Regions from separate parts of the Homo sapiens genome. Here region 1 is linked to region 2. Evidence: chromatin loops called from intact Hi-C (ENCODE). Cell type or tissue: dorsolateral prefrontal cortex. All regions are shown on one strand. Each heading gives the region's core, and the rest is flanking DNA. Links, peaks and the distances in the headings are about the cores only.

Evidence for each region. Peaks named below come from ENCODE experiments on the same cell type or tissue, not always from the same donor. Only the 100,000 strongest peaks of a DNase experiment are listed, where the experiment ranks them.
Region 1: it touches region 2 in a loop (5-fold over the local background); 6 of 110 quality-filtered maps call a loop at or near these places.

The regions. Positions count from the first base shown.
Region 1 is chr2:210,499,459-210,509,959 of GRCh38, forward strand. It overlaps a transcript of CPS1 not described here. Among named protein-coding and RNA genes, the nearest start is that of LANCL1, 28 kb to the left of the region's middle. In dorsolateral prefrontal cortex, for the core only: CTCF peaks have their summits at 3,744 (motif pointing right) and 3,945; DNase peaks (open chromatin) are centred at 3,753 and 4,633; H3K4me3 peaks cover 1,317 bases; H3K27ac peaks cover 5,629 bases.
Region 2 is chr2:210,573,662-210,584,162 of GRCh38, forward strand. CPS1 (carbamoyl-phosphate synthase 1) reads left to right here. Exons shown (of 38, transcript NM_001875.5): 3 at 2,685-2,829; 4 at 3,760-3,849; 5 at 6,053-6,109; 6 at 8,956-9,048. Among named protein-coding and RNA genes, the nearest start is that of CPS1, 22 kb to the left of the region's middle. In dorsolateral prefrontal cortex, for the core only: a CTCF peak has its summit at 4,062 (motif pointing right); no DNase peak of the experiment used is centred there.

The DNA.
Region 1 (10,501 bases), core at 728-8,727, 74 kb before region 2:
AATTCTGGCTGTAGAGACCTCTACACCACTCCAGAGCAAGCGCTCCAATCTCTGGCCCAAGACAAAAATGCCTGTGCAGCCACGGTGCCAGATTGCCAAAGAATGGCTGACTTTGTATGCACTCGGGTTAAAAACGGCATCCTGCTTTCAGTCCTGGGTCTGAGAAAATGCCTGCAGCTTTTCCCTGTGTCTTTTCCTCTCAGCACTTCCAAGCCTCTCTCCAAGTTAGCTCCAGGACTTGGGAGAAAAAAGTGCTCTCCCTCAGCCTAGGTTGCTGGGATCCCCAGTGGAAAGGTGAGTAGTAGAGGGAGGCTCTCCTCCCCTCTCACGTACTGGGGCTTCACACATTGTCAGCCAGATGCCATCATGAGGGCTGTTTGCCCACGTTCTTCTCCTTGGGAGCTGGAGTATCTTTCACAATATCAGGGGATTCGTGTTGTATTAGTTTGTTCTCACACTGTATGAAGAAATTCCCAAGACTGGATAATTTATAAGGAAAAAAGGTTTAATTGACTCACAGTTATCCACGGTTTTTAGGGGAGGCCTCAGGAAGCTTACAATTATGGTGGAAGGCACATCTTCACAGGGTGGCAGGAGAGAGAATGAGTGCCAAGCAAAGGGGGAAGCCCCTTATAAAACCATCAGATCTCATGAGAACTCATCCACTATCATGAAAACAGCATGGGGGAACCGCCCCCATGATTCAATTATCTCCACCTGATCCCGCCCTTGACACCTGGGGATTATCATTTCAAGATTACAATTCAAGATGAGATTTGGGTGGGGACACAGCCATGTGATATCATCCCACCACTGGCTCCTCCCAAATCTCATGTCCTCAAATTTCAAAACACAATCATGCCCTCCCAACAGTCCCCCAAAGTCTTAATTCATTCCAGCATTAACCCAAAAGTCAAAGTCCAAAGTTTCATCTGAGATAAGGCAAGTCTCTTCTGCCTATAGGGCTATAAAATCCAAAGCAAGTTAGTTCCTTCCTAGATACAGTGGAGGTACAGGCCTTGGGTAAATACACCTATTCCAAATGGGAGAAATTGGCCAAAACAAAGGGTCTACAGTCCCCATGCAAGTCCGACATTCAATAGGGCAGTCATTAAAACTTAAAGCTCCAAAATGATCTCCTTTGACTCTTATGTCTCATATCCAGGTCACACTGATGCAAGAGGAAGGCTCCCACATCCTTGGCAGCTCTGCCCCTGTGGCTTTGCAGGGTGCAGGCTCCTCCCAGCTGTTTTCACGACTGGCACTGAGTGTTTGCAGTTTTCCAGGCGTACTGTGAAAGCTGGTGATGGATCTACCATTCTGGGGTCTGGAGGATGGTGGCCCTCTTCTCACAGCTCCACTAGGCAGTGCCCCAGTGGGGACTTTGTGTGGGGGCTCCAACCCCATCTTTCCCTTCCACACTGCCCTAGCAGAGGGTTCTCCATGAGGGCTCTAACCCTACAGCAAATTTCTGCTTGGACATCTAGGTGTTTCCATATATCCTCTGAAATCTAGGTGGAGGTCCCCAAACTTCAATTCTTGACTTCTCTGCACCCACAGGCTCAACACCATGTGGAAACTGCCAGGCTTGGGGCTTGTGCCCTCTGAAGCCATGGCCAGAGCTGTACCTTGGGCATTTTTAGCCATGGCTAGAGTGGCTGGGAAACAGAGCACCAAGTCTCTAGGCTGCACACATCGGGGGGCCCTGGACCTGGTCCCAGGAAACCATATTTTCCTCCCAGGCCTCTGGGCCTATAATGGGAGGGGCTGCCATGAAGGTCACTGACATACCCTGGGGACATTTTCCCATTGTCTTGGTGATTAACATTCTGCTCCTTGTTACTTAGCAAATTGCTGTGATAGGCTTGAATTTCTCCTCAGGAAATGGGTTTTTCTTTTCTATTGCATCATCAGGCTGCAAATTTTCCAAACTTTTATGCTCTGCTTCCCTTTTAAACATAAGTTGCAATCCCAAACCATATCTTTGTGAATACGTAAAACTGAATGCTTTTAACAGCACCCAAGTCACTTCTTGAATGCTTTGCTGCTTAGAAATTTCTTCCACCAGATACCCTAAATCATCTCTCTCAAGTTCAAAGTTCTACAGATCTCTAGGGCAGGGGCAAAATACCACCAGTCCCTTTGCTAAAGCATAGCAATACTCACCTTTATTCTAATTCCCAACAAGTTCCTCATCTCTATCTGAGACCATCTCAGCCTGGACTTCATTGTCCATATCTCTGTCAGCATTTTAGTCAAAACCATTAGACAAGTCTCTAGGAAGTTCCAAACTTTCTCACATCTTCCTGTCTTCTTCTGAGCCCTCCAAACTGTTCCAACCTCTGCCTGTTACCCACTTCTAAAGTCATCTCCACATTTTCAGCTATCTTTACAGCAGCCTCCCATTACCCAGTACCAAGTTACTGTATTAGTCTGTTTTCAGGCTGTGATGAAAAAATTCCTGAAACTGTGTAATTTATAAGGGAAAAAGGTTTAATTGACTCACAGTTCCACATGGCTGGAGAGCCCTCAAGAAACTTGCAATTATGGCAGGAGGCACCTCCTCACAGGGTGGCAGGAGAGAAAATGAGTGCCGAGAAGTGGGGAAAGCCCTTTATATAGCCATCAGATCTTGTGAGAACCCACTCACCATCATGAGAACAGCATGGGGGAAACTGCCCCCATGATTCAATTATTTCCACCTGGTCCCACCCTTGACACGTGGAGATTATCACAACTCAAGGTGAGATTTGAGTGGGGACACAAAGCCAAACCATATTACCAATTTTCCTTCTCGAATTAATGCTCACAGAGTTGATCTTTGTGCAATATCTTGCTATTTCCAAGTGGTCGAGGCACACTGAAAGCTTCTAATCCACCATCTTGGGAAAAAATAATCTCTCTCTCTCTATATATATATATTTTTTTATATATATGTATATTTTATATATATATAATATATATATAAAAGAGAGATATAGAGATATCTATGAGATACATATAGATATATATATTTATATATAAAAGAGATATAAATATAGAGATATATTTTTTATATATATATACACACATATATACATATAATGTTAAAAAGCATCTTTTCAAATAAATGCTGCTTGCATATGTTAATTTAGTTTGAACAATTTTGGAGTGGATTTCAGGACAGGAGAGAGAAAAAAGCAAAGAGCAAAACAACTCCACTCTAAAGGGAAGTCATAGTTCCTGGGTCTGAGTGGTGCTTCTTGCCTCCATCCTGCCCTGACCCTTCATAGTCTCGTGACTTTCACATTGCTCTAATAAGATATCAAAATTTGAGTGAGGGGTTCAGTTCCTATCTCTGTTCTCCCAGTAATGCAACAAAAAGGGTAACTTGTCCCTCCTCTTTACATTTTAAAATAAGGAAGGGTTGAATTAGCTCAGTGTTTCTCAAGGCTTGATTCACCTTAATTGACTGAAGAGCTTTTTAAAAATCCCAATTTCTTTGGCCCTTGTCATAGACATTCTGATTCCTTTTATTTGGCAGAAGACCCAGGCACTGACCTAATTTTTAAAAGTTCTGTATATGGTTCTCTTGTGCAGGCAGAATTGAGATCATTGGCTTTGCTAAGGTATCTCCAGCACTGACATCCTGTGACTAGGTGGATAATTTAACTCTTCCTAACTCTACAGAAAAAGTGAGAAGCTCTAGAGATTCCACTGGTAACCTCTTCAAGGTTATGTCACATGCTGCCACTAGATGGCGCAGGCAATTCTTGGGACGGAGGAGATTCTGGTTATTTGGGATTTTCATTTTCCCTGTGCAATATACTTGAGACACTCAGCTTAAGAAGCTTCGTGGGGGAATGACATTTTAGCTCCTTTCCCAAAGCTCGAGGCCCAGAAGGTAGAGCTGTTTTGCTTGACAAGTTGATAGAGAGAGACTCATTAAATAAACGTTCTATCGTCTGAAGGGAGAAAGTAAAACCCCCGGCATAAATATTAGTTCACATTTTTCTTATTATTTCCAGCAGGTGTGTGTTCTCCCCTTCTCTGTGTCTTTCTCTCTCTTACTCTTTGTTGGTGGCCTCTTTTTACCTTTATCTTTTCCCTTTTCTTGGTTTCTGTCTGTAACCACTGTTTGTAAACTGGTTATGATGAATTTACAGGTGGATTAAATCTTAGTTTGCCACCTTTGTCGTAGATAAAAATTTTAGGAATCCAAAAACGATACCTACACAATATTCTTAGAAGGGTGAACACATTCAGGTTACAATGGAAAAATTCTTATTCAGGAGACTTCCTCTGCAATGTTGTTTGTTCATAGCAGCTGTGGTAGCACCCGCCAAATCCAGGAAGAAAGAATTTTATGCCGTATCAGGGAAAAACAGTCAAAATCCTTTCCTCTTTACAGCACAATTCGGGTGACGGCCAAAGCTCTTAGTGTACATACAAGTAGGGGTTTTTGCACAATAATAGGGTGTGCTTCTCTGATGCTTTTCACTGGAAGACCACATAGCACATTGCTGCTTTATTCCATAAAGCTGCCTCTTTCCCCTGGGCTGTCAGAATAGGAAGATGTGTTGTGATTTTTTTTTTCAAAGAGATTGCATTCCTTCCCTGGCTTTGTCCCAGCCCAGCTGCTTGTTGTTCAGGGAGATGCTGCGCTTTTGGTGCCAGGATATACCACTGTGCTTTCTTTTTCCCTGAGTGACATATACTGATGGGTCACTGCCTGAAACAGTGGAACAAGGCATGGTGTGTGTCCACCCGTGAAGATCCATTGTTTATTCTTCCCTAGTTTCCATCTAGCAGCATCAGGTTCCCATCTTCATTAAGAAACAAAACAACCGACCAAACAAATAAAACCCCACAAACAATGCAAAATAAACCACCACAAATGCAAGAAAAAAGTCTTTTTTAAATTTTACATTAATAGCTAACGTTGAGTGCAAACTATATTCTGGATATTGTTTTAATCACTTGTCATATGTTGTGTCATTAATCCTCACATCAGTGTCATGAGCTAGGTCCTATTATTATCCCCATTTTACAGATGAAGAAATTGAGTAAAAGTAGGGTTAAGTAAGTTGCTCAATGTCATGCAGCTGATAAGTTGCTGAGCCAAGCTCTGATTCCAGGCAATCTGACACAGTACACCTTAACTCTGTATCTAGATTCCAAAGGGTTGTGTATTGGAGTAACAAGCAAGTAAAGGATAGATTCTCCAATTGGATAGTTGTTAGAAAAGGGTGTATTTCCTGTTAATGTAGCTATATTTCTTTTGGTATAAGATTCAACAGATGCTCCAAACCCAGTTCTACCCCATGCTGGAGGACCTAAGTACATTGTGGCATACCCACTTCTTACTGGCAGAAAAATTAAAAGGCGGGAAACTTCCTTCTCAGTTGTGACTGGGATCATTTAGTGTGTCTGCACAATCCTAAATAAATTTGGAAAGTGAACAATTGGGAGGACGACCTACTTTTTTTTTCTGACTCACTTCTACACTACTTAAAAGTAAATAGGAATAGGGGCTGATATATAAGGCATTTGGGAGCTTTTTCTCGTTGGTCATACATTAACCTCTTTAGGTCAACAGAAGTCTGGAAGAAGGAGGCCACCACACACTCTGCCTAAGAGTGTGTTTTTAGTGTAATTCATGCTGTATTGGGCATGAAGAAAGCAGACAGCTTTCTGAAATGAGCTATTTCCAAGGGAGTACAATCATATTGCAAAGAAAGCACCTAGAAGGAAGAAATTCATCCTATAATTAGGGCTCTGAAATATTTTCAATCAACATATAGGTTGGTGCAAAAGTAATTGCAGTTTTTGCCATTGAAAGTAGTGGCCAAAACTGCAATTACTTTAGCACCAACCTAATATCATGAAGAAAGAAAAGAAGCACAGTCCTTGCTAGAAAACAGTGATAATCTCAATAGAAGAATCTAAGAGCTAGAAGACTCAGTTGGAAACAGCAGAATCGGGCCAAATAGGAACAGCTCCAGTCTACTGCTCCCGGCGTGAGCGACACAGAAGACGAATGATTTCTGCATTTCCAACTGAGGTACTGGGTTCATCTCACTGGGGAGTATCAGACAGTGGGTGCAGGACAGTGGGTGCAGTGCACTGAGCATGAGCCGAAGCAGGGCGAGCATCGCCTCACCCGGGAAGCACAAGGGGTCAGGGAATTCCCTTTCTTAGCCAGGGAAAGGGGTGACAGAGGGCACCTGGAAAATTGGGTCACTCCCACCCTAACACTTTGCTTTTCCAACCGTCTTAGCAAACGGCACACCAGGAGATTGTATCCCACACCTGGCACGAAGGGTCCTATGCCCACGGAGACTTGCTCATTGCTAATACAGCAGTCTGAGATCAAACTGCAAGGTGGCAGCGAGGCTGGGGGAGGGGCACCTGCCATTGCTGAGGCTTGAGTATGTAAAAAAAGCACAGGGAAGCTCGAACTGGGTGGAGCCCACCGCAGCTCAAGGAGGCATGGCTGCCTCTGTAGACTCCACCTCTGGGGGCAGGCATAGCCAAACAAAAGGCAGCAGAAACCTCTGCAGACTTAAATGTCCCTGTCTGACAGTTTTGAAGAGAGTAGTGGTTCTCCCAGCATGCAGCTGGAGATCTGGAATGGACAGACTGCCTCCTCAAGTGGGTGCTGACCCCCGAATAGCCTAACTGGGAGGCACTCCACAGTAGGGGCAGACTGACACCTCACATGGCCGGGTACTCCTCTGAGACAAAACTTCCAGAGGAACGATCGGGCAGCAACATTTGCTGTTCGCCAATATCCGCTGTTCTGCAGCCTCCGCTTCTGATACCCAGGCAAACAGGGTCAGGAGTGGACCTCCAGCAAACTCCAACAGACCTGCAGCTGAGGGTCCTGACTGTTAGAAGGAAAACTAACAAGCAGAAAAGACATCCACACCAAAACCCCATCTGTATGTCACCATCATCAAAGACCAAAGGTAGATAAAACCACAAAGATGGGGAAAAAACAGAGCAGAAAAACTGAAAATTCTAAAATCAGAGCGCCTCTTCTACTCTACTCCAAAGGAACGCAGCTCCTCACCAGCAATGAAACATGGAGAATGACTCTGACGAGCTGAGAGAAGGCTTCAGACAATCAAACTACTCCAAGCTAAAGGAGGAAGTTCGAACCCATGGCAAAGAAGTTAAAAACCTTGAAAAAAGATTAGACAAATGGCTAACTAGAATAACCAATGCAAAGAAGTCCTTAAAGGACCTGATGGAGCTGAAAACCAAGGCACGAGAACTACGTGACGAATGCACAAGCCTCAGTAGCCAATTCGATCAACTGGAAGAAAGGGTATCAGTGATGGAAGATCAAACGAATGAAATGAAGTGAGAAGAGAAGTTTAGAGAAAAAAGAATAAAAAGAAATGAACAAAGCCTCCAAGAAATATGGGACTTTGTGAAAAGACCAAATCTATGTCTGATTGGTGTACCTGAAAGTGACAGGGAGAATGGGACCAAGTTGGAAAACACTCTGCAGGATATTATCCAGGAGAACTTCCCTAATCTAGCAAGGCAGGCCAACATTCAGATTCAGGAAATACAGAGAACGCCACAAAGATACTCCTCAAGAAGAGCAACTCCAAGACACAGAATTGTCAGATTCACCAAAGTTGAAATGCAGGAAAAAATGTTAAGGGCAGCCAGAGAGAAAGGTCGGGTTACCCATAAAGGGAAGCCTATCAGACTAACAATGGATCTCTCGGCAGAAACTCTAGAAGGCAGAAGAGAGTGGGGGCCAATATTCAACATTCTTAAAGAAAAGAATTTTCAACCCAGAATTTCTTATCCAGTGAAACTAAGCTTCATAAGTGAAGGAGAAATAAAATACTTTATAGATAAGCAAATGCTGAGAGATTTTCTCACCACCAGGCCTGCCCTAAAAGAGCTCCTGAAGGAAGCACTAAACATGGAAAGGAACAACTGGTACCACCCACTGCAAAAACATGCCAAATTGTAAAGACCAGCGAGGCTAGGAAGAAAGTGCATCAACTAACGAGCAAAATAACCAGCTAACATCATAATGACAGGATCAAATTCACACATAACAATATTAACCTTAAATGTAAATGGGCTAAATGCTCCAATTAAAAGACACAGACTGGCAAATTGGATAAAGAGTCAAGACCCATCAGTGTGCTGTATTCAGGAAACCCATCTCACATGCAGAGACACACATAGGCTCAAAATAAAGGGATGGAGGAAGATCTACCAAGCAAATGGAAAACAAAAAAAGGCAGGGGTTGCAATCCTAGTCTCTGATAAAACAGACTTTAAACCAACAAAGATCAAAAGTGACAAAGAAGGCCATTACATGATGGTAAAGGGATCAATGCAACAAGAAGAGCTAACTATCCTAAATATATATGCACCCAATACAGGAGCACCCAGATTCATAAAGCAAGTCCTTAGAGACCTACAAAGAGACTTAGACTCCCACACAATAATAATGGGAGACTTTAACACCCCACTGTCAACATTAGACAGATCAACGAGACAGAAAGTTAACAAGGATATCCAGAAATTGAATTCAGTTCTGCACCAAGCAGACCTAATAGACATCTACAGAACTCTCCACCCCAAATCAACAGAATAGACATTCTTTTCAGCACCACACCACACCTATTCCAAAATTGACCACATAGTTGGAAGTAAAGCACTCCTCAGCAAATGTAAAAGAACAGAAATTATAACAAACTGTCTCTCAGACCACAGTGCAATCAAACTAGAACTCAGGATTAAGAAACTCACTCAAAACCACTCAACTACACGGAAACTGAACAACCTGCTCCTGAGTGACTACTGGGTACATAATGAAATGAAGGCAGAAATAAAGATGTTCTTTGAAACCAATGAGAACAAAGACACAACATACCAGAATCTCTGGGACACATTCAAAGCAGTGTGTAGAGGGAAATTTATAGCACTAAATGCCCACAAGAGAAAGCAGGAAAGATCTAAAATTGACACCCTAACATCACAATTAAAAGAACTAGAGAAGCAAGAGCAAACACATTTAAAAGCTAGCAGAAGGCAAGAAATAACTAAGATCAGAGCAGAACTGAAGGAAATAGAGACACAAAAAACCCTTCAAAAAATCAATGAATCCAGGAGCTGGTTTTGTGAAAAGATCAACAAAATTGATAGACCACTAGCAAGACTAATAAAGAAGAAAACAGAGAAGAATCAAATAGATGCAATTAAAAAATGATAAAGGGGATATCACCACTGATCCTACAGAAATACAAACTACCATCAGAGAATAGTATAAACACCTCTACGCAAATAAACTAGAAAATCTAGAAGAAATGGATAAATTCCTTGACACATACACCCTCCCAAGACTAAACCAGGAAGAAGTTGAATCTCTGAATAGACCGATAACAGGCTCTGAAATTGAGGCAATAATTAATAGCTTACCAACCAAAAAAAGTCCGGGACCAGACAGATTCACAGCTGAATTCTACCAGAGGTACAAGGAGGAGCTGGTACCATTCCTTCTGAAACTATTCCAATCAATAGAAAAAGAGGGAATCCTCCCTAACTCATTTTATGAGGCCAGCATCATCCTGATACCAAAGCCTGGCAGAGACACAACAAAAAAAGAGAATTTTAGACCAAGATCCCTGATGAACATCAATGCAAAAATCCTCAATATAATACTGGCAAACCGAATCCAGCAGCACATCAAAAAGCTTATCCACCATGATCAAGTGGGCTTCATCCCTGGGATGCAAGGCTGGTTCAACATATGCAAATCATTAAACATAATCCAGTATATAAACAGAACCAATGACAAAAACCACATGATTATCTCAATAGATGCAGAAAAGGCCTTTGACAAAATTCAACAGCACTTCATGCTAAAAACTCTCAATAAATTAGGTATTGATGGGACATATCTCAAAATAATAAGAGCTATCTATGACAAACCCACAGCCAATATCATACTGAATGGGCAAAAACTGGAAGCATTCCCTTTGAAAACTGGCACATGATAGGGATGCCCTCTCTCACCACTCCTATTCAACATAGTGTTGGAAGTTCTGGCCAGGGCAATCAGGCAGGAGAAGGAAATAAAGGGTATTCAGTTAGGAAAAGAGGAAATCAAATTGTTCCTGTTTGCAGATGATGTGATAGTATATCTAGAAAACCCATCGTCTCAGCCCAAAATCTCCTTAAGCTGATAGGCAACTTCAGCAAAGTCTCAGGATACAAAATCAATGTGCAAAAATCACAAGCATTCTTATACCATTAGCAGACAAACAGAGAGCCAAATCATGAGTGAACTCCCATTCACAATTGCTTCAGAGAATAAAATACCTAGGATCCAACTTACAAGGGATGTGAAGGACCTCTTTAAGGAGAACTACAAACCACTGCTCAATGAAAATAAAAGAGGATACAAACAAATGGAAGAACATTCCATGCTCATGGGTAGGAACAATCAATATCGTGAAAATGGCCATACTGCCCAAGGTAA
Region 2 (10,501 bases), core at 930-8,929:
AGAAACTTAGGTTGTGAGGACACAGGTTATGTGAGATTACCAAATGGTTTCTGTAAGGGGAGGTATGGGTCTGATTAAGGTGAAAATCGGAGCAAGGAAAAGAATAGATAGTATATTCTAGTGCTATTTCATTAGGAAAGAATCAATTTTGCACATCTAATATGAAATACTATAAGAAGATTAGAAAGTCCTTGGGTATTTTATATAATTTTGCACTCTAGTAAGAAAGTTGAAATAACAGATACATTTATTATCTTTAATCAATGAGGGAGCATCTGTGTAGATCTAATATTTTCAATAATTATCAACTGTGACCTGCCTTAGTATTTAAGACCTGCTAACATGTACAGCAATGAAAACGAGAGTTGCTACAGAAATTAAGTGGCTGCTTTTACCTAGTTAATAAATGTTTGTTCACCTGGGAATCAGGAGGCTGAAGTTCTAGTCTCAATTCTAAGGATAACTAATTATATAATATTGGGAACATCACTTAAGCTTTTTGAGTTCTAGTTTCTTCATATAAAAAGTGAGGGGGTTGGATTAAATACTAATTTACAGCTGGGGATTTAAACAATTATGTGTCTTAAAAACATGACTAGATTGATTGAAGGGGTTTCCAATACAGATTCAATCCAACTAGTATTCTATGAAATATTTGATAAATTCTTTAGAGAAATTCAAGTTAGTCTCATAAAGACAAGGGGGCATTAGGTTCACTGATACTGAATATACTAATTGACCAAACTTCCATTATATTATTAATTTATATTCTTTCTTAAACTCTTGCCTCCCTGTGTGAAATGAAGAATATTAGAGGGGTTTTTAAATAGTTCCACTGGTGAGAACATTAAATTACAGTGTATGAAATCTGTTTGCAAAGTTTTGCTTCACCAGGCAATTATTTAAACTTTTCGACAGCACTAATTACTAGCTGTGTTAATATACCTGCCAACAAACAACTGTTTAATATAGATCAGCATGATGGAGGGCACTAGAGTTTTCTTCTCTGTGATAGTTTACAGGTAATAAATCTTGTCACATCACAAAAGTCAAACAGGAGCTGATGGATTAATTTGCTCCCAACACTGTAGTTCTCTAAAACAAAGTATATTTATTCATTTACTGAAGAGTATTGTAAGCATATGTTTAAAGGGAATGGTAAGTTCTTTTATGGAAAGAAAGAAGAAAGAGAAGTAAAATCAAATTAATTAAAGTTTTTTTTTGATGTAGGAAAAGGTATTCATCTATAAGATTAGTCCATAGACCCTATTTTCCATTGAGAAATGCTTCTTTCATTCATTACGTGCCTCACTCAGTAAGGTGGTTGATAATTAAAGGGGTTATTTTGTTTTTCATCTTTAAGCAATGCATTTATATTGTGGGCAAGCCTTGGTTAAAAAATTATCAGTTCCTGACAGATAAGAGACATCTGAGAAATTAGCTGATGGAAGCTGCGGAAAAACACCACAGCCCTCGAGTCACCTTAGGGATTGCAGAGCTGAAAGACTATGTATTTTGTTGACAAGGTTAGTTCTGGTAGGCGTTAGTCTGGATGGTGTTGAAGAATTTATGTTGACTACTGCCTGCGTTAAACTTTATTGGTTTCAAAGTCGTTGATTCTGTGCCCCTGAGCACCTAAATTCACTTTCAGTTGTAATCCACAAAAAAGGATTTAGCTTAACTCATTTTGCAGAAAGTGGACATGGAAGAGAGCAGGAAAAAAACCTCAATTGCAGTGTATTCCAGTGCATGGAAAAAGTGTAGATAGCTCCTGGTATTCATGGGAATAACGTTTCTTCTTCTTAAGAATAAGAAATATGTGTGTGTGTGTATATACACACACGATATGTATATGCACACACACACACACACACACACACACGATATATTTGTATTTTTCCTCTCACCCAAACTTAAAAATATAGCCCTCCTGCATTCCTCCCTAATTCCATATCAGTACTTTAAAATAGTTAGTTGGCATCTTTTAACTTAGAAGTCAGAAATCCCTCAAGTCAAGTCTGCGAGATGAATTTTTTTCTAAGCAGATAATAACTTTCAAACTTATATGCTTCTTTCTAAAATTAAAATATTTTAAAAATCAACTTTATTGAGTTATTCTTTCATATAAATTAACTCACTTATTCTAAATATTCATTGAATTTTAATAATCATATATACTCATGCAACCACCACTAACACAATCAGGCTACTCTTCAGTATCCTAAAAAATATCAAGAAAAACTTTTCAATGTTTCGATGGTTACTATCTTGGTGAAACTGGCAGCCCTCAACAGTAAATATCAGTTTGGGCTCAATGATATCTGGTAGGCCAGGGAAATCTTTAGAGTATCTGCAAACTTTAAATAGAGCAGGGATATTTTAAAAATTAAGATGCTAGCAAGGGATTTTTAAAGGAATTAAAAAATTTAAAGAAATTGAGGGAATAAAACTTATATGAAAATATACCTTGGTACTCACGAGTTGGTTTTTCTTTATATCAATGACATCGTGGTATAAATTTTTATATTCTGTCATAACATTTCCCCAGGTACGTTAAAATCTAGAGACATTCTTGTTGGATTCTTCTCATTTTCAAGGGTTAAATAATTCAGAGCATGTATGCAGATTATAGCTTTGTAGTTACATACATTATTTGCTGATAATTTTTTGGCATGTTTACCCAGGTACCCAGAAGCTATTACTGACCCTGCCTACAAAGGACAGATTCTCACAATGGCCAACCCTATTATTGGGAATGGTGGAGCTCCTGATACTACTGCTCTGGATGAACTGGGACTTAGCAAATATTTGGAGTCTAATGGAATCAAGGTAGTACCAGTGGTGGCCATTTAAAAAGTCTCAATTTGAGGGAGTATAGTTGACTTATTCTTAAGAATTAGGATGGCCAAACTTTCTTCCTCAATACGGTAGTACAAATCATTAAGCTCATGTATTCAATCTTATTCCTAGGTACATGAGAATAATCTTTAACTTGACAGTATTTTGAGTTTCATTTCTCAGGGCACTTTGAATTTTAATGCGTTGGATGAAACTTGGCTTAACTTGAAAAAAATGTTATAAGTTCAAATAACAACTATGCTATAAAAGGATTGGGGAAGAATCACCTTTTAAAAGGAATTTGGTAATGAATTCTGTATCAATTATTTGCTTTTTAATCTTAGCCTCTAGGGGATGATTTAAAGATAGCTTTTATGCCAGTCTAAAAGTAAACATATTAAGATTTCCTAAACAAGGTAATTTTGGATACTCTCTTAGGAATATATATCATATAAACAATTCAAAAATTTATATTCCAAATTCAATACTATTTTTTCACCATTCCATTTTTGAATGACTTCAACTGATCATTTAACTTAGTTTTCACTATTTCTCACAATTTCCCATCAATTTTTTCTCTGCTTTAAGTATAAATTAAAAATGATTTTGTTCATCATGTGCATTAAGCCAGTAATTATTAATTAAATTCTTGATAAATGCCATGCATGTCAGAAGGGGGACCTAGTTTAGTCTCAGGATTTACCAAGCCAGGTAAGCCTGCTCCCTCTCAGGATAATTAATGCAACAATTACATATTTTAAAAGAAGGGCATTGATTTTTTTTTTTTTGCCTCTTGTTTTTAAAAATCCTAAGTCTCATGTCAGTGGATATCATAAAACTTAAAAACAAATGCAAATTGACTCACAAGAGTTGGATAATATCTTGTGATAACCTCTTTAAAATGACTGTCTGTCTTTCTAGGTTTCAGGTTTGCTGGTGCTGGATTATAGTAAAGACTACAACCACTGGCTGGCTACCAAGAGTTTAGGGCAATGGCTACAGGAAGAAAAGGTAAGAAATGTAATAGGGCATCCATCATCACCTAAGGAAGGTTGAGAAGGTGCCTGTAGATTCAGAAGTGCCAAGCAGACAGAGGAAGATCATGTAGTTTGGGATCTTTGCATTTCAGAGAGGGATTCCTTCTCTTACTACATAAAGGCTGAAATGTCTGAATTCCTCCTTAAATGCTGATGAGCACATATTTTCAGTTTATCCACTAGGTGGCACTCATACATGCTTGGTAGCACTTCACATTTGGGAAGGGAGGGGTAAGATAAAATTTTAGCATTTTCTCTTCTCTTTAGCAATTGAGTCTTTTACTCTCCTTCACCGTTTTATCTAGAATGTAGTAATGGAACTTGCTTCATGGGTTCTAGTGTTCTAGTACCAGCTCTACTGTTAACTGGTTGTGTAACTTTGTGCAGGTCACATAATCATTCTATGCAATACTTGCATCATCTCTCATTCTTATGAGTATAAGCAGATTACCATCAAGTCTCGTTGGGCTTCAACATTATGACATGTAATTATATATAATTTCATTTGACATATTAATAATGTAAGAAAAGGGTTATAAAACTTTATCTTACACTTTTAGTTTAAATATTAATTTCTTTTCTTTTTTTTGAGATGGACTTTCACTCTTGTTGCCCAGGCTGGAGTGCAATGGGGCAATCTCAGCTCACTGCAACCTCCACCTCCAGGGTTCAAGCTATTCACCTGCTTCAGCCTCCCCAGTAGCTGGGAGTACAGGAGCCTGCCACCATGCCCGGCTAATTTTTTGTATTTTTAGTAGAGACGGGGTTTCACCATGTTGGCCAGGCTGGTCTCAAACTCCTGACTTCATGTGATCCACCCGACTCAGCCTCCCAAAGTGCTGGGATTACAGGCTCACATGAGCCACCGCGCCCAGCCATAAATATTAATTTCCAATGAAAAAAGAGCATTTGCCTTGTTTGGATGTTAGAAGTACTTAAGTTAATGGACCTGCTTCAATTAACTTCATCTCCAGTGTTGCTGTAGCTGCTTTTTGTTCAACTGCTGGGCCTGTAATTGACAGAATTTTATTCTACGAAAGTGCTGCCTCTCCAATGAGTGTCTATCTATGGGGGCTAAACATTGCTGCTTTCTGAAAAATAAAAAAAATCTTGATCCTGGCTCTTTAGATCTCATTCTTTCTAAATTTTAAAAGGGAGAAGAAGGCATCCATATCATATCCTGGGCCATAGCCATTTTCTTCTCAACTATTATCTGAATTTATCTTCCTTATCCAGGCAGCTAATTTCTGTAATCGTCATTTGGGAGACACTTCTCTCCCCCCAGCCCCCAACAACCCAAGCTTTCCTTTTCCTTTTTGTTATTTAGGACACTTGTTCTCATAGCTTTTCTATGTCAGAACTAATAGTTTTAGTGTAAGCCTAACCAACGGCTTGTAAGTTCGTTTTTTAAATGTGCTTTGAACCTTCTTCCATGATCACAGACATGTAGAGTAGAAAAGAATCCAAGATAATAACCAGTTCACCTCCTTCAATTTACCGGTGAGAACAAATACATTGCTTAAACATTTCTCAGATAATTAGTGGAAGAAAAAAAAACTAGAACATGTTTTCATTTTTTAACCTCTTTTTAAAAAAATCTTATTTTAGTAAAAAGCCTCCCGTGGGATAGAACCTGTTTTCTTGATTCCTAACTCATTACTCTTTCATTATACCACATGTGTCTCTATCCAACGTAGTCAAAGAACCTTAAAACAAATGGTGGTCCTGCCTGATGGACTAACAGGATGATCATGTTTTAGTACAACATGACTACTCAACATGGCCCTTCAGAAAAATGTGTTGAGTGCCTACTCTGTGCCAGGAACATTTGGCTCAAAACATGGATTTGCATATTATTGCTTATGAAGTTCACCAATGTGATTTAACTTACTTAACATCCTGGGTTAAAAGCAATAGAAGTGTAGCAGAAGATTGATGTTCAGAATTTCTCATTTTTTTACTCTGAGAAAGAACCTGGGTATTAAGAGTCCTATGCCTAACTGTAGCAACAATTTACTGTGTTCTGACAATACAGTCACCCTGGGTCAGAGAAAAGAAAGAGTGGAGAAATTATTTACTGCTCAAGAAGATAGATGAGGCCAAGTTTGTAACTTGAAAACAATATGCTGGATTTAATCTCCTCCAATTTCACTGTCACTACAATTTTTTTCTTATAGGTTCCTGCAATTTATGGAGTGGACACAAGAATGCTGACTAAAATAATTCGGGATAAGGTATAATCATCATCTTTAGCCAAATCTATGTTTCTTCGGGTGTGTGTGTGTGTGTGTGTGTGTGGTGTTTCCCTCAGTGCCTAAGGGATCCATTAATATGTAAAGGAGTGAATCTGGCCAGCTTCTGCTATCTGGGTCTCTGTTATTTTGTTTTACTATTTTCACTGTAATTTTCAAGATTGAATACTTGATTGGTATGTTTTTAACTGAATGGACTTGAGATTCATTCACCTGGCAGCTTATTGAGTGCCCACTATGTGTTCATTATACCAACAAGTCAAGGAATTTATAATTCAGCTCATGTGATAGAACTTTAGTGAAACAAGTGGAGAAGGTAACAAATTGCATAACAATTTTGCCTGAAGTGAAAACCTACATGCTGAAAAATACACTCCAGGAAGTGTACAGCATTGTTACTGTTATTTGTTTTGTCCTTGTGAAAGAGTTATTTGTAAAATTAATGCATTATCTTTCATGAATGTGCCAAATAAGCCTTGCATGCATTACTTCAATTATATAGTCTTTGTTGAGACCATATCAATAACCAAGGTGATAAAAGGGAAGGTTATCTTTTGCTTTCAGTGAAGTCTGATTGCTACAACATCTGACCCCTCCTCTGAGAATATCTCATCACCATCTGCTTGTTGAGTTTATTATTATTTTACTTGAAATTTCCATATTCCAAATCTGAAAGAAACATTACGTCACTAACGTTAACTAAATTCCCCAAATGCAACTAAAGTTTTCTTACTAAATATAATTACATAAAAATAAAAAGATAAATGACACAATTTGAAACTACACATGTGGGCTGGGTGCAGTGGGTCATGCCTGTAATCCCAGCACTTTGGGAGGCTGAGGCAAACGGATCACTTGAGGTCAGGAGTTCGAGACCAGCCTAGCCAACATGGTGAAACCCATCTCTACTAAATATACAAAAACTAGCCAGTTATAGTGGTGCACACCTGTAATCCCAGCTACTTAGGAGGCTGAGGCAGAAGAATCACTTGAACCCGGGAGGCGGAGGTTGCAGTGAGCTGAGATCATGCCACTGCACTCCAACCTGGGCGACTACAGGACCCTGTCTCAAAAAAAAAAAAAAAAAGTACATATGGGAAAAGGAGTCTTCAAAAAATTTTTTTGTAGATTTCTTGTTAGGATATATACATATATATATTGACACAGGCTTTCTGTAAACAGAAGGAAAAAACAGCTTTGAAAATAAAAACATGGCCAAATACCCATGACCAGAAGGAAGACAGTGAGAGTTTATGCCATCATTCTATCCCACCTCTGATTTTATTCACTCTACCACGATTTTCCTGAGAATAGGTGTTAGTGAAATTATATATCCCAGGGAGATTCTTGTGTTCTCTCAGCCTAATGATGTGTGTGAGCAGTAAGCAATGACGAGGCTATGAGGGCGGGAAAGGAATACAGTTGGGAAAATCAATTCAGATGGCAGAATTGGCAGGTTGAATAAAATATAGTCAGGCCTAATGATTCAGGAAAACTTTACAAGACCGCACTTGTCTTTCATGTGATATGTTAGGTTAAAACGAGCCCTCCTTTTATCATAGGCAGTTAGGTTTTCAAAATTGGCGGAATAGATTGGCACAGACAAAACAGTATTGCCTCATATTTCTTTATCAGTGATGGTGGTTCATATTAAAAATGTATATTATGGCTTTCACTTCTATTAACCTTAATTTGAAAAGTAAGATCGTATTTCATTCAGCATGTTTTAAGAAAAGGGGAAGGAGAACTAAAAACCAATTTTCAAAATTAGGGATCCATAAATATAGACAAGGGGTTATGCGACTTGGATTATAAAAGTAAATACAGGCCACCATGAAATGTAGTAATCTACTATGGAAGTGAAAGGTGGTTTTTAGGTAGTGTTCCCAGACTTAGAGGCAGCACTCTGAATTTAATAACAGCACTGAAACATCCATCATGCTTGCATGACACATAGGTACTTTCTACTCTCACTTACCCCCAAGTGACTTCTCCTTCAAGGAATACATTTAAAAGGGAAATGAAAGCTTCCTTCTATTTCCTTCCATGCAATAATTTCATCAGAGAAGGGCATATCAATGAATTATTTTGAATTTTTACCCCTCAATAGAATCTTGATTACTAAATATAGCATGCCATTTTTCTAAGTAGTTCAAAGCAGACTTACTAACAAATAAGTAAATCTCAAGATACAGCTGAAAAAAGGTGACATTGTCGTGTTCAAGCTAGCAAGGATAGTTTGTGAAAACTTTACAGAGGGTTGAACATTCTTTCAATTCAGGCCCATAGGAACACTTGGATATGAACATGCCTAAACAGTGAATATTTTCATTTCAAATTCTAGAAGTTTATGACTTATGTTGCATTTCATCTTCTTTGTGAATTAATATTACTATCATAATGAATGAATTCCCGCTTTTTTTGTGATTTTTAGATTCCTTATTGTCTCAATAGATTTTTTTTGTCCATTTCTCTCATGAAATGTCTTTAGGTCATATACGCTGAGTAGTGTAAGTTTACTAAATATCCCGATTTGCATCAGCCTGGAGCCTGGAGACCTGAATTCTGATGCCTTTTGACTTTGCCTTCATCAGGCAATGGTGTCAGCCCTAGAAGAACTAATTGTATTTCCAAGAGTATTTCCCAAAATGTATGTGCAAATTGCTTAATCTTTTCAGTTTGAGAAGATGAAGATCTTCCATGATGGTTACGAGTAGTTATAAAGACATCTAAGTCTTGCAGCAGCTGTTTAAAGTCCCTGTGAGTTTATCTTGTCAACACCTTTATCGTTGCTTCCTTTTAACTGTCTAATTTTTTTAATTTGATAGGGTACCATGCTTGGGAAGATTGAATTTGAAGGTCAGCCTGTGGATTTTGTGGATCCAAATAAACAGAATTTGATTGCTGAGGTTTCAACCAAGGTGAGGGGTTTTCCTTTATATTTTGTAGTTTTATTTGATCCCATTTAGACCTTCTTGAAATATCAAAATCTTTATTTAGGCAGAGTTTATCTTCCAGAAGCACCAGTGTTCAGGGGTAGAAAGGGATCTCATAGCAGCTAAAATACACCTTACAAAATCAGTGCATTTAAAGCTGGTTTTACTTACAGGCTTACATGGGAAACTTCATGCCCCAATTTAGAGGATTTTTACTAAATTTAGTGTTCCTTCCACCTTTTCTGATTCTTCAGCTTAGGATTTTAACAATGTAAAATAAAGGAAGCACTGAATTGCCAAAGATAGGTCCAGTGATGATGAGGAGTCAGAGCTAGTAACCTGCCAGAGAGCCAAGAGAATTTTACAGAAATCAGGCACAGTAATCAGAATCTGGGGGCATTTTGTGCAGGAAAAATATTTATTCATACACTAAAGATTTATTGTGTTATAGCTTTGTTTCAAAATTAATGTTCGTAACGATGACTGAGTCACCCTAAAGTGAAATATCTTTAGTATACATTTATAAAAAGGTAAAGAATACATTTTAGAAAGAAGTCCATTGGTTTTGATTGAATATCTACTAATGTAGGTGTGAGTGAGTTTCTTGAGCTACAGTCTCTGTCCTTGGGGAGCATAGAGCCTGGTGGAACAAACAAGCAAGTAAATCACCATGTGCAGAATCCTGTGATAAATGCTGTCCTTGGAGTGTTCATAGCATGCTGCAAGGGCATGCATGGGGCAGCATTGAAATGGGATAGGTGGATCAGAGAAGGCCCTGTAGAAATGTGAGTCCTGTTTTGAGACACAAAGAGCGGGTAGTAACAGTAAGGTAGATGAAGAACCAGGAGAACTTTGTTTCAGGCAGAAGGAATGGCTTGCCAAGAGGCATAGAGGTACAGAACAACATAGTATATTTGAAGAGTTACGCACAGTTTGGGATGGCTGAACCAAGGGGTTCACACCTATTGGTTTACACACTTGGGCAAGGATAAGTGGAGATGGACTGACTGAAGCTAGGTCTAGAAGGTTTCATATCATTGGCTAATCAGCACTTCCAGAAACTATTGTCAACTCATTTGGTGTCATTTTGGAGCAAAGTAAAGCTGAATAAAAGAGCAAGCAACTAGAAGGTTATTGTAACTTATCAGAACAAAACTCACGAGAGCCTGAACTGAGCAGTAGTAGCAAGAACAGATACGGCAACCTAGGCCGCTTATACAAATGGGAGGAAGAGGGGCTGAATGAGGTCAGGTAAAAGATCACCTTACTTTCTCAGCTAAGGATTTCAACTAGTTAGGTTGAGCATAGTGATTATGTCATTTGATATCTGAGATGTTTATGGGATACTGCTATGAAATTTTTTTAAAGAAAAGTTTTTGATCCGCTTTGAAACTTAAAGGAAGAATTGCTACCTTCTGTTTTTACTACATACAATGGG